Linked DNA regions of Homo sapiens: region 1 is linked to region 2. The links are chromatin loops, found by intact Hi-C in ENCODE. Cell type or tissue: tibial artery. All regions are shown on one strand. Links, peaks and the distances in the headings refer to the core of each region. The heading gives the core; the rest is flanking DNA.

Region 1 (5,363 bases), core at 240-5,239, 980 kb after region 2:
CTCTGTGTAAACTCTGCCTCTCGGGTTCAAGCGATTCTCCTGCCTCAGCCTCCTGAGTAGCTGGGATTACAAGCACCCGTCATCATGCCCAGCTAATTTTTGTATTTTTTTTAGTAGAGATGGGGTTTTGACATGTTGGCCAGGTTGGTCTCAAACGCCTGACCTCAGGTGATCCACCTGCCTCGGCCTCCCAAAGTGCTGGGATTACAGGTGTGAGCCACCTCGCCTGGCCAGATTTGGTTTTTTTGTTTTGTTTTGTTTTGTTTTTGAGACAGAGTCTCACTCTCTCGCTCTGTTTCCCAGGCTGGAGTGCAGTGGCACAATCTCGGCTCACTGCAAGCTCCGCCTCCTGGGTTCACACCATTCTCCTGCCTCAGCCTCCTGAGTAGCTGGGACTACAGGCACCCGCCACCATGCCCAGCTAATTTTTTTTGTATTTTTTAGTAGAGACAGGGTTTCACCATGTTAGCCAGGATGGTCTTGATTTCCTGACCTCATGATCTGCCCGCCTCAGCCTCCCAAAGTGCTGGGATTACAGGTGTGAGCCACCTCGCCTGGCCAGATTTGTTTTTTAAATGTCCTGTAAAAAGGCACAAGGAAGGTAGCTGTGCAGAGCTAGAAATGAAGATAGCACTCAAGCCACAGTGGTAAGCAAGAGTGGAAACCAAACTGCCAATGCAAGCCTTGGGCCTGGTCTCACGTCCACTGAGGGCTGCTGGTTAAGGCCAGTGAGAGACAAGAGTCATGGCCACAGGCCCTTTCTGAATGGGATCTGGAACTGGGCTTCCATCATAACAATAAGAGCTAAGAAGGGTCTGTCCCAGTCCATGAAGGGGAAATGGAAATCTCTGCCCACCAGCCTAGACATGGAGCCCAGAGAGTAAGCAGCCCAGACTAAGCCAGAAGGACACAGGGCTCCAGGAAAACAAGGAACCAGTGGAAGGTAGGATGCAACTGACTAGATCAAACACTGTGTGGAGGGCTTGTTGGAAGAGGTAGGTGGGATGGGCCATAGGCACAGAGGAAACTCAGCAGATGACAGAAGAAAGCAAGGCCACTACTAACTCCAGGAAAAATAAAGAGAAAACCTAAGCAGAGTTCACTACTTGACTCAGCAGAGAGTTATAGTACAAATTATAATAGAGACATCAACTTAAACAAAAATGAGGAAATTGCTCATTTGGGAAGACAGAAGAAGAGATGGTAGGGTGGGGCAGGGAGCATTGGATAAGAGCAAAACCCTCATTCTCCAGTAACATCTCACCATGTATAAAGCTGCTAAACCAAGGAGGAGCAGCAAGAGCACATAATTGAGAAGTATGGAGAGAGCTAAGACAAAAAAAAATGGGTGAAAGCTTTGAAAGAAGCTGACGCTAGGGCCGTAATGGAGGAGCAAAGGAGGGCCAGGGCTTGGTGAGTTCCACAGAGACAATAGTTTCTACAGATTCTACAGTTTCAGTATTTAAACTGTACTAACTTTGGGGGTTCTTTTTGTTTCTTTTATCTATGTATCTGTATTTCTTTGGTAACTATTAAAATAAAGAAACACACTAGAATTCCAAACTAAAAATAACAGGCTGAGGGCAGTGGCTCACACCTGTAATCCCAGCACTTTGGTAGGCTGAGGTGGGCGGATCACCTGAGGGCAGGAGTTTGAGACCAGCCTGGTGAAACCCTGTCTCTACTAAAAATACAAAAATTAGCCAGGTATGGTGGCATGTGCCTACAGTCCCAGCTACTCAGGAGGCTGAGGCAGGAGAATCACTTGTACCCAGGAAGCAGAGGTTGCAGTGAGCTGAGATCGCGCCACTGCACTTCAGCCTGGGTGACAGCGAGACTCCATCTCAAAAAAATAAATAAAAATAAATAACAAAGAAAAATACACATTCCCATCAAAAATCACCATTATCTGGGACATTGCAAAATACTTTGGACACATCATCAATTAAAGAAGGGATCAAAATGGAAACCACAAAATGTTTTAAATTGAATGATAATGAAAACACTGTCAATGAAAATTCCTGGATGTAGCTTACATGGTACGTAGAATGTTATAGCCTTCAGATCATATATCAAAAAACAAGAAAGTGACTTTTGCCAAGTGAAGAATCTACAGATGTCTTAAAGTTTCTCTTTTGCGCTGACCTGCAATTTCTAGTTTTCTTTGTTTTTTTTTTGTTTTTTTTTTTAAAGACGGAATCTCTCTCTATCGCCCAGGCTGCAGTGCAGTGTCACTACCTCGGCTCACTACAATCTCCGCCTCCCGGGTTCACACAATTCTCCTGCCTCAGCCTTCTGAGTAGCTGGGACTACAGGCGCCCGCCACCATGCCCGGCTAATTTTGTATATTTTTAGTAGAGATGGGGTTTCACCATGTTAGCCAGGATGGTCTTGATCTCCTGACCTCATGATCTGCCCAGCTCGGCCTTCCAAAGTGCTGGGATTACAGGCGTGAGCCACCGCACCCAGCTCTTTTTTTTTTTTTTTGAGACGGAATCTCTCTCCATCGCCTAGGCTGGAGTGCAGTGGTGCGATTTTGGCTCACTGCAACCTCCGCCTCCAGGGTTCAAGCAATTCTCGTGCCTAAGCCTCCGTAATAGCTGGGATTACAGGCACATGCCACCATGCCCAACTAATTATTGTATTTTTAGCAGAGACGGGGTTTCACCATGTTGGCCAGGCTGGTCTTGAACTCCTGTCCTCAGGTGATCTGCCCGCCTCGGCCTCTCAAAGTGCTGGGATCACAGGCATGAGCCACCATGCCTGGTCGGCAGTTTCTGGCTTTCTTTTTTTTTTTTTTTTTTTTTTGAGACAGAGTCTTGCTCTGTTGCCCAGGCTGGAGTGCAGTGCTGCAATCTTGGCTCACTGCAACCTCGGCCCCCCGGGTTCAAGCTATTCTCCTGCCTCAGCCTCCTGAGTAGCTGGGACTACAGGTGCCCACCACCACACCTGGCTAATTTTTTGTATGTTTAGTAGAGATGGGGTTTCACTGTGTTAGCCAGGATGGTCTCGATCTCCTGATCTCGTGATCCGCATGCCTTGGCCTCCCAAAGTGCTGAGATTACAGGCGTTAGTCACTGCACCCGGCCCATTTTCTGGCTTTCTAAGGAAGCTGCCTTCAGTTTTGCTTGCGTTTCCTGTTGTTTCTCTCAGAGCCATTCTGCCCAGGAGAGCCCTCGCCCACCATGGGATCTTCTGTGAAATCAGTTGCCTGACCTGTACCGTGCCCAGGTGGCCTCGGGTGTGTGTCAGCCTCCCGGTGGTGGTCCCAGAGCCAGGGCCTGCCTCTTGAGATCACCTGAGGTGATGCATGGGAAGTGCTGAGCAGGGCACCTGCCTCTGGGGGGCCATGGATGGTCCTGCCATTGTGGCCATTGGGAACCAGAGGGTGAGAGCAGGTGGCCAGCAGACCACCCCACTCAGAGCCACAGCCCAGCTCCTGCCCACTCCCCACAGGGACAAAGCCAGGTAGGGCAGCAATGAGGCTGCCCAGCCTTGGACAGCCTGGGCCAGGCATTGAACCATCCCGGGAGCCAGGTGTCCACCCAACCCCACCTTGGGCTCACACCCAGAGTGTGACAGGGCCTGGCCCAGGTCCCAGGCTAGGGAGACAAAGCTGGCTCTCTCGGGCTCCCTTTCCTGCAGGAGACCCCTGGCAGCCCATGCCCAGAGACACAAGGACCTTGGAGGCTGAGGGCGCAGCAGCAGGATGTTGGGCCCGAGGGAGGGAGGGGCACAGAGGCCTCGACACCCTCAGCAGCCCGTGGCCTGGCTCTGAGGACGCATCCACAGCCTGTGGACAGCCAGGGGGACACTGGTGAGGCCCAGCCTGGGGGGCCGTGTGCTGAATTGAAGAGCCAGTGTGGGCACCCAGCCCTGCCACCCTCACCCACTGAACCCTGTCCTGGGGGCATCCTGTGCAGCCCTGGATTGTGCGCTGTGCTGGTCATAGCTGCCCGGGGCTGCAGCCACACCACGCCACGCCACGCCACCCCAGTCATTCGCCGCCACCTCCCTGCGTGCCCTCGGCACTTCACTGAGCCCGGGACCCCCAGGCCAGAGATCACTCTTGACTTAGCTGAAGCGGTTGTGTGTCAAACAGTGGGGACAGAGCGAGAGCCAGGGACCCAGCCGCGGCCTGGGCATCACCAGCATCCTCCGAGGCCCTGGCTGCTGTCCTTTACCCGGCACACAACACTGAGCACCACGAGGTGGGCACAGGGGACCCAATGGGGGCAGAAGGGTGCTGTCCTTGCCCACACAAAGCTTTCAGCCAGCACTTCTCGAAGTGGGGGACCATCCCCGCAGTGCTTTCCAGGGGCCCAAGCTGTGGCACTGTTGGTTGCAATGGCAGAACCTCATAAGTCATCACAGGCACTGTGGGACCCTGGTGCCAGGACTGGTTTCCCTCAACATGCTGAGCCAGGTGGCATTACCGCCACGTGCAGACCAGAGCATGCTGAGGCTCAGGGCAGCCTGGGACCTACTGGGGCAAGCGGCTGGTCGGGGCGGGAGGTCAGGTGAGGGCAGGGTGTGTGTGAGGGCCAGACCTCGGGGGCCCAGTGGTCCCAAGGGCAGCGGGGGCTCCTTCACGCAGGTCCTACCCTTCAGTCACCCACGGCACCTGCCCGCAGCCACCTTCCCGCTACTCAGAGGGGGTGCAGCCTCCAGGCTCAGACCAAGCCATCCCAGGGGCCCAACCCCTCACCTCCTGCTCTCCGCCTCTGCATGGACGCCCCTTGCCCCCATCCTCACCCCTCCCCATCAGCAGCAGGATACAGCCCCTCCCGCTGTCTAGGGCCATGGCCCCTCAGCCACCCTTCCTGAGAGCAGGATCTGCCCCACACTGGGCTCCCGGCACCACCCTTGGCCCCCTCAGGGAACCCCCACCCACCCCGTTCTCCTGCTTAAGGGTTTGAGGGCAAAGTCCAAGACGCTGCCAGGGACCCCTGCCAGTGTTCTGCCCTCCTCAGGCCCGAGGGCTGGCCTCCCCCTCCTCCTAGTGGGACTCCCGGTCACCCCCTCCTTGTCAGGGGCTGGCTGCCTTCCCAGCAACAGGCCGTGAGCTGACCAATGGCTGGCCTGGGCCTGGTGAGGTGCAGCTGTGCTAGGCCCTACTGCTGGCGGGACACAGGTCCCCAGGCCAGGTGCCCCTTGGCACTGTGTTTGGAGGGATGGCTCCCTCTTGGCTGGGGGCACTGCCCTGAGGACCCGTGCTGTCACCCAGGCCCCACGCGCCGCCCAGAGGCCCTTGCCCCTCTCGGCTCCCGGGGTCCCATTCCAGGAATGAAACTGGGCTGGGCCAGCCACACAGTGTGGGCGCCTGTGCAGCAGGCGGAGGGGAAGCACAGGGTGGGGCCAGG
Region 2 (5,363 bases), core at 294-5,293:
GGGGAGGGAGGGCCACCCAGGAGCTGGCCCACAGGCCTCAGGGGGCCTCTCCAGGGAGCCGCCAGGCCACAGCCGCCCACCCTCAGGAGGGGCCGCCCTCCCCACCCATTCTGCTCCCTGCGAAGCCTGCTGCTGGGAAATTACTCAAAATTAAAAGATCTCAAGCGCAAATGATCTGTACTGTAGATTCTTCAGTCTTAGTGGTCCAGTTGCTTCCTGCCGCCCTCGTAGGCCTACCGCCTGGCAGCACAAAGCTGATCCCGGCACAGCCTTGCAGGGACCGCACTGCAGGTGCAGGCACCAGAGGTGAATGAGCTGCCTCTCAGGCCTGTGCCAGCCCTGCCTGGCTCATGGGGCACGCTCCTCTAGGATGCCAAGGCTGTAGGATCACCCAAGGGACAATTGGACTGAGTGCCCACGACGAGCTGGGGCCGCTGTGATGGCTGGGGGCACACAGGAAGGAGGGGCCTGCCCTGCTCACAGCTGACATCTGGGAGCTGCAGGGGCAGAAAGGGCCCGCCTGGGGGTCGGGACCCTGGGCTCTTGTCCTGGGTCCACCCAGCCCATGGTCGCATATGACTCTTTCCCTCCCTGGGGCCCAGTTCATAACTGCACTGGGAGGGGGAGGAGATGGTGATGTCCCAAGGGGGACTCAGGTATGACAAGGGGCCCCTCCTATCTTAGCCATCACTCCATGCCCGGGGGCGCGTGGCTGGTCAGCCTCGGGCCGCCTCGTGCAGCTGTGGCCGGGGACAGGAGCCATGCTGATGAGCCAGTGGTGTGAAGCTCACCCCCCAGCCTCAGCGGCTGCACAGACCCCCCTGGGCAACAGTGGGGTCCCCCAGTGGACCCAGGCACCCGCCTCTTCGCAGCTCCAGCTTCTGCTCCTTCCACCTGCCCTGCTGAGGCCTGTGGTCAGGAAAGGCTCTGCTGCTACCCGTCAGCCTCGGCACCTTTAGGAAAAGCCTCTCTGGGCTCCCATGGGTAGGGGAGGAAGGAAGTTCAGGGCGGGCCCCTTTCCCAGGGCCTCCTCCTGGGCTGGACTCCTCCAAGTGCCCCACAATGATCGCTTCTCAGAATGCAGACTCCTGGGACCTCCCCCGGGAACTCTCAGCCAGTAGTAGGTAGAGAATGTGGCCTGGAATTGGGTGGGGGTCTCACAGGCTGACCATCTGGGTCAGGAACCCCTGCGGTTCCTGGCTGAACCCCTCTCTGGTGCCACGGGCACCCTGGGGCCACCGCAGAATCCCAGCTTCAGGCAGGGGCACCGGGCGGTGAGCCTCACTCTCTGCCAAGTGTCCCCAGCATTCTCAGGCCCCACAAGGGCCCATGGGTCTACATTTGGGACCTGCTTTCAAACAAGGGGACAGCAGCTTCTGAGAAAAAGTGGGGCTGAGGTCATGTTTACGACACAGAATTCCCCCAAGCCCAGAGAGGGCCATCGGCTGTAGTGAAGTCAAGTTCCAGGGCCCGGCTGGGTCAGGGACCTGCAGAGGACAGAGCCATGTTCAGGCAGGAGCATGAGGCACTGGGCCCAGGCAATCGGCCTGCAAGGCGCAGAGTTGAGACTGCCCCACCTACATGCTGTTAGTGGGGGCAGGAACCGGGTCTGGGCCCAGCTGCCGCCCCTGCTGGAGCTCACCTGTGCCTCTCCCACCTGGCAAGAGCCTGGCTGCCCCCAGTGAGCTCCTGCTGGGGTCACTGAGCGGGACCCACACCTGCCTCTGGGCCCCTGCATGGACAAACCTGGGGGCTGGGAGCTATTCCTTCCTTCTCAGCCCCGGGTTCCCCTGTCAGAGCGAGGGTGGCTGTGTCCTAATCACAGCACAGCTGGGAGGGTCCCAGTGTAGACAGAGCCTCACAGAGACCAGGGCACACGGCAGGTGCCCACCAGGCCCATACAGAGGCCACATGCCTCTGTCATACTCCCTTCACATCCAATCCTTATTTTCCCTAAGGAAGAAAGAAAGGGAGGAAGGAAAAGGGCAGGAGGCTCCGGAGCACCCTGTTCTCACAGGGAGCCTTGGGGGACCTAGGGGGAGGCTGGGCCACGCCCCCACGCAGAAGCCCTTCTCCCTCCTGCTTCTGGCAAAACCCTGAAGACATTTTCAGGCTGGCAGCCCTGATGATGTTTTCAGGTCTCTTGGTACAAGCGGCCGGTTCCTGAGTAAGGGTGGGCTCTGGGTGTCACTGGGACAGGGGGGGCGGGGCGTGTGGGATGCGATTGGCAAAATACTATTTAAGAAGTTGGTATTCACAGATGTCTCTCGAATATGAAAAGAAAATATTTATTTCCTTTTTCGCTTGTGAATCAGAATGCTCTATTTAAAGAAAGTCCCCTCTGCTGGGCTGCAGCGGAGTTATTACCCCTTAAGGAAGTAAAGGAGAGCCATCAGGGAGGTATTCTTAGTCATTCTCTCTCCTTTTTTCTAAAATTCCTTATATACCCGTGCCTCCGAGCCGGGCCGAAGATAGTGCAGGATTTCATGGCATTCTTGGGCTAAAAACGTCTAGGGCTGATGTCACGGTGCCGGGGGACATGGGAAGCCTGTGCTGTGACTCCTCCACGGCACTGCCGGCTTCTCCCGGAGCAACGCCGAGGCCCATGGGTTTCTCTGCATCCCTGTCCCCACGGTGGCCTCAGGCTCCGCACCATCCCACAGGGCCCCGTCTCTCTCCAAATCCCGACGCTGTGTGCCTCGCCGAGCTGCCCGGTGCTGGCTCCACGGGAACACTCCTCAGAGCATCCACTGGCCGGTGCGCTCACGGTTTTAGACGTGAGGCCTCCATAGAAACATCCAGAAGCTCCTGAGTGGGGAAGCGCGGCAAAGCTTCCTGGCCTCACGCAGAACTCTCCACGCAGAGTGGAGCAGCAGAGGTGCCCAGAGCCAGGCCACGTCCCGGGGCCGAGCCCACTCAACCGTGGGGGTGGTGTGGGCAGTGGAGCGTGCATCTGGGAACCTTGGAGAGAAAGGGCAGGCCAGGAACGAGTTTTGGCGTTTAGATGATAAAACGTGGGACTGAGAATACCAAGCCCTAATGTGTGGCGATCAGACGGTGGCGTGTGGCGGGGAGACGGTGGCGTGTGGCGGGGAGACGATGGCGTGTGGCGATCAGACGGTGGCATGTGGCGGGGAGACGGTGGCGTGTGGCGGGGAGACGGTGGCGTGTGGTGGGGAGACGGTGGCGTGTGGTGGGGAGACGGTGGCGTGTGGTGGGGAGACAGTGGCCAGTTGCCGCAGAGTCCAGCCTTGATATTATCAGACCTGCCCCAGCCTCCCTCCCTGAGACTCCAGCCTGAGCCGAGGTCCCCAGCACCTGCCATGGTCTACCCCTTCCCCTCTGTTGGAATTTAAAGGATAAGGCGTAATAGGGTGATCTAAGAGCTCAGCCAATGAGCGCCGGCTGCCCCCACAGCAGGCCAGCAAGGAGGGCTTATGGCGGGGCTCAGCTCCAGGGTGAAAGGGGCATGGGAGAGACAGAAGGAAGCGCCCTGCACAGGGAGGTACCAGTGAACACCTCTGCAGGACCTGAGATGAGCCGGTTGTCTGCTGAGTGACTAAATGCCCTCAACAACCATCCTAAATAGCCCCCCAGTGTGCACTGAGCGTTGCAGAAGGCCAGACGAGTGCTTTGGGAGCCCTTGTTCCTCAGCCCTCCCACCTGTCCCTTGCCCGGCGGTCTGGTGCAGGTGCCGGACAGGACATGCAGGCGGGCTCTCCACTCCTCCTATCTAGGTCAGCTGCTCTCGGCCCAGGCCGTAAATTAGGATCTCCTGGGAGCTTTCACATGCCTGATGCCAGAGGGGTGTGCCAGGACTTTGGGTCTGACACTGGGACGTTCCTGGGCAAACAGGGAGGTTGGTCACCCTCCCTGGCCCCAGCCCAGCATCTCCAAGGCAGGCCTGACACCTGTATTTCCCATGCTCCCCAGGCAACACGAACACACAGTGAAGGGGAGCCCGCAGCCCCCAGCCTCTGCCCTCAGGTCTCAGGCACCCGGGAAGGACTTGGGAGCTTTCCTGACCACCCCCTCCCCCAGTACAGACCGACATGTGGGAGGGGCACTCACTCTTACATTTTCCTATGCATTCAGCAGACATTGTTGGGGGGCAGGGGCTTGCACCTCCTCCCCGGCTGGGTGGGCGCACTTCTCAGAATATGTCTGAGCCACAGGAGCTCCCTGGGTTGAGCCTTCCTTGCCTGCCATCCTGGGGTCCCCCAGAGCCGGATGGGATGGAGAGTGCGGAGGTCCATGGCTGTGGACAGCTCCAGGGGTGCAAAGGGAGCACCCAGCCCACTGAGCAGTGGGCGCTGGACACACAAGTTCTGCTTCTACAGAGGAGAGCTATGTCAAACACTTCTGGGTTCAAACCAGCCTCTGGTGGCTGGCAGGTGCCCCTTCTTCCTGAATCCCAGAGCCATGAGGCAGCCTGGAGATCTCCTAGGAATGGCTAGACCTGGCACTGGTGGGAGCTGCCGCTCCATCCCCTTGGGGGGCCGGGCAGGAGCCCGAAGCCTCAGGAGGTCAGCCCTGGAGGCGGGACGGGCAGGAAGGCAGTGCATCCTTCCACAGCGTCAGGGAACATTGGTGACTCTCCCAATGCCTGCAACACACCCAAAGCTGCCCCCTGGTAAGCCGCTGCGTCTGCTGGGTACTCGTCGTCTGGCCGCTGTGTCTGCTGGGTACTCGCCGTCTGGCCGCTGCGTCTGCTCAGTACTCACCATCTGGCCGCTGTGTCTGCTGGGTACTCGCCGTCTGGCCGCTGTGACTGCTGGGTACTCGCTGTCTGGCCGGGTCCTTCCTAAACTCAGCTGTGCACATGAATCACCAGGGATCTCGCTCAATTGCAGGTGGTGACTCAGTGAGTCCCAGAGAGGGGCCAAGGTTCTTCATTTCCAACAAACCTGCAGGGAGGCCAGCACTGCTGGCTCAGGGACCACACTTTGAGCACCGAGGGTCTTTATGGCAACAAGGCAGCCGGGTGTGTCTGTCTCTGGGTTGATCTTGGTTTCCTGTTTGCTCATGGGCCACAGGGACTGAAAGGGACTGAAGCAGAGTCCCAGGAGCCTCGACAATCCCTCCTGGGCAGGAGCTGGGGCTTGGTTAAAACAGGGTCGCTTCTGCCTGGGCTCAGACCTGTGGCCAAGCTCACCTTGATTCCCCAGCCCAGGACCGACGGAGGGGTCTAAGTCCAGCTCCTACACCAGCACCAAGCCCCGCCCACTGCCATGAAAACGGTAGAAAGGCAGAGCCTCCAATAGGACCTCCTACTTCCCCAAACCCAGTCCTGAACCCACATCCCTCATGAAGAGATTGCCCAATTGGAACATGAGCAGGCCAGAGCATGAGGTCTGGATGTA

Evidence for each region. A loop is a pair of places that touch in the nucleus more often than their neighbours do. Peaks named below come from ENCODE experiments on the same cell type or tissue, not always from the same donor. Only the 100,000 strongest peaks of a DNase experiment are listed, where the experiment ranks them.
Region 1: a loop joins it to region 2, with 12 times the contacts of the local background. A loop is called at or near these places in 1 of 110 quality-filtered maps.

What each region holds. Positions count from the first base shown.
Region 1 is chr1:2,214,756-2,220,118 of GRCh38, reverse strand. The region is part of intron 1 of LOC124903823 (a long non-coding RNA gene); the gene reads right to left. Among named protein-coding and RNA genes, the nearest start is that of SKI, 11 kb to the left of the region's middle. In tibial artery, for the core only: no CTCF peak of the experiment used is centred there; no DNase peak of the experiment used is centred there; H3K27ac peaks cover 897 bases.
Region 2 is chr1:3,192,431-3,197,793 of GRCh38, reverse strand. All of the region lies in intron 2 of PRDM16 (PR/SET domain 16), which reads right to left. LOC107984909 (a long non-coding RNA gene) reads right to left here. Exons shown (of 2, transcript XR_001737869.2): 1 at 4,078-5,363; 2 at 2,268-2,961. Among named protein-coding and RNA genes, the nearest start is that of MIR4251, 67 kb to the right of the region's middle. In tibial artery, for the core only: no CTCF peak of the experiment used is centred there; a DNase peak (open chromatin) is centred at 2,568; H3K4me3 peaks cover 715 bases; H3K27ac peaks cover 5,000 bases.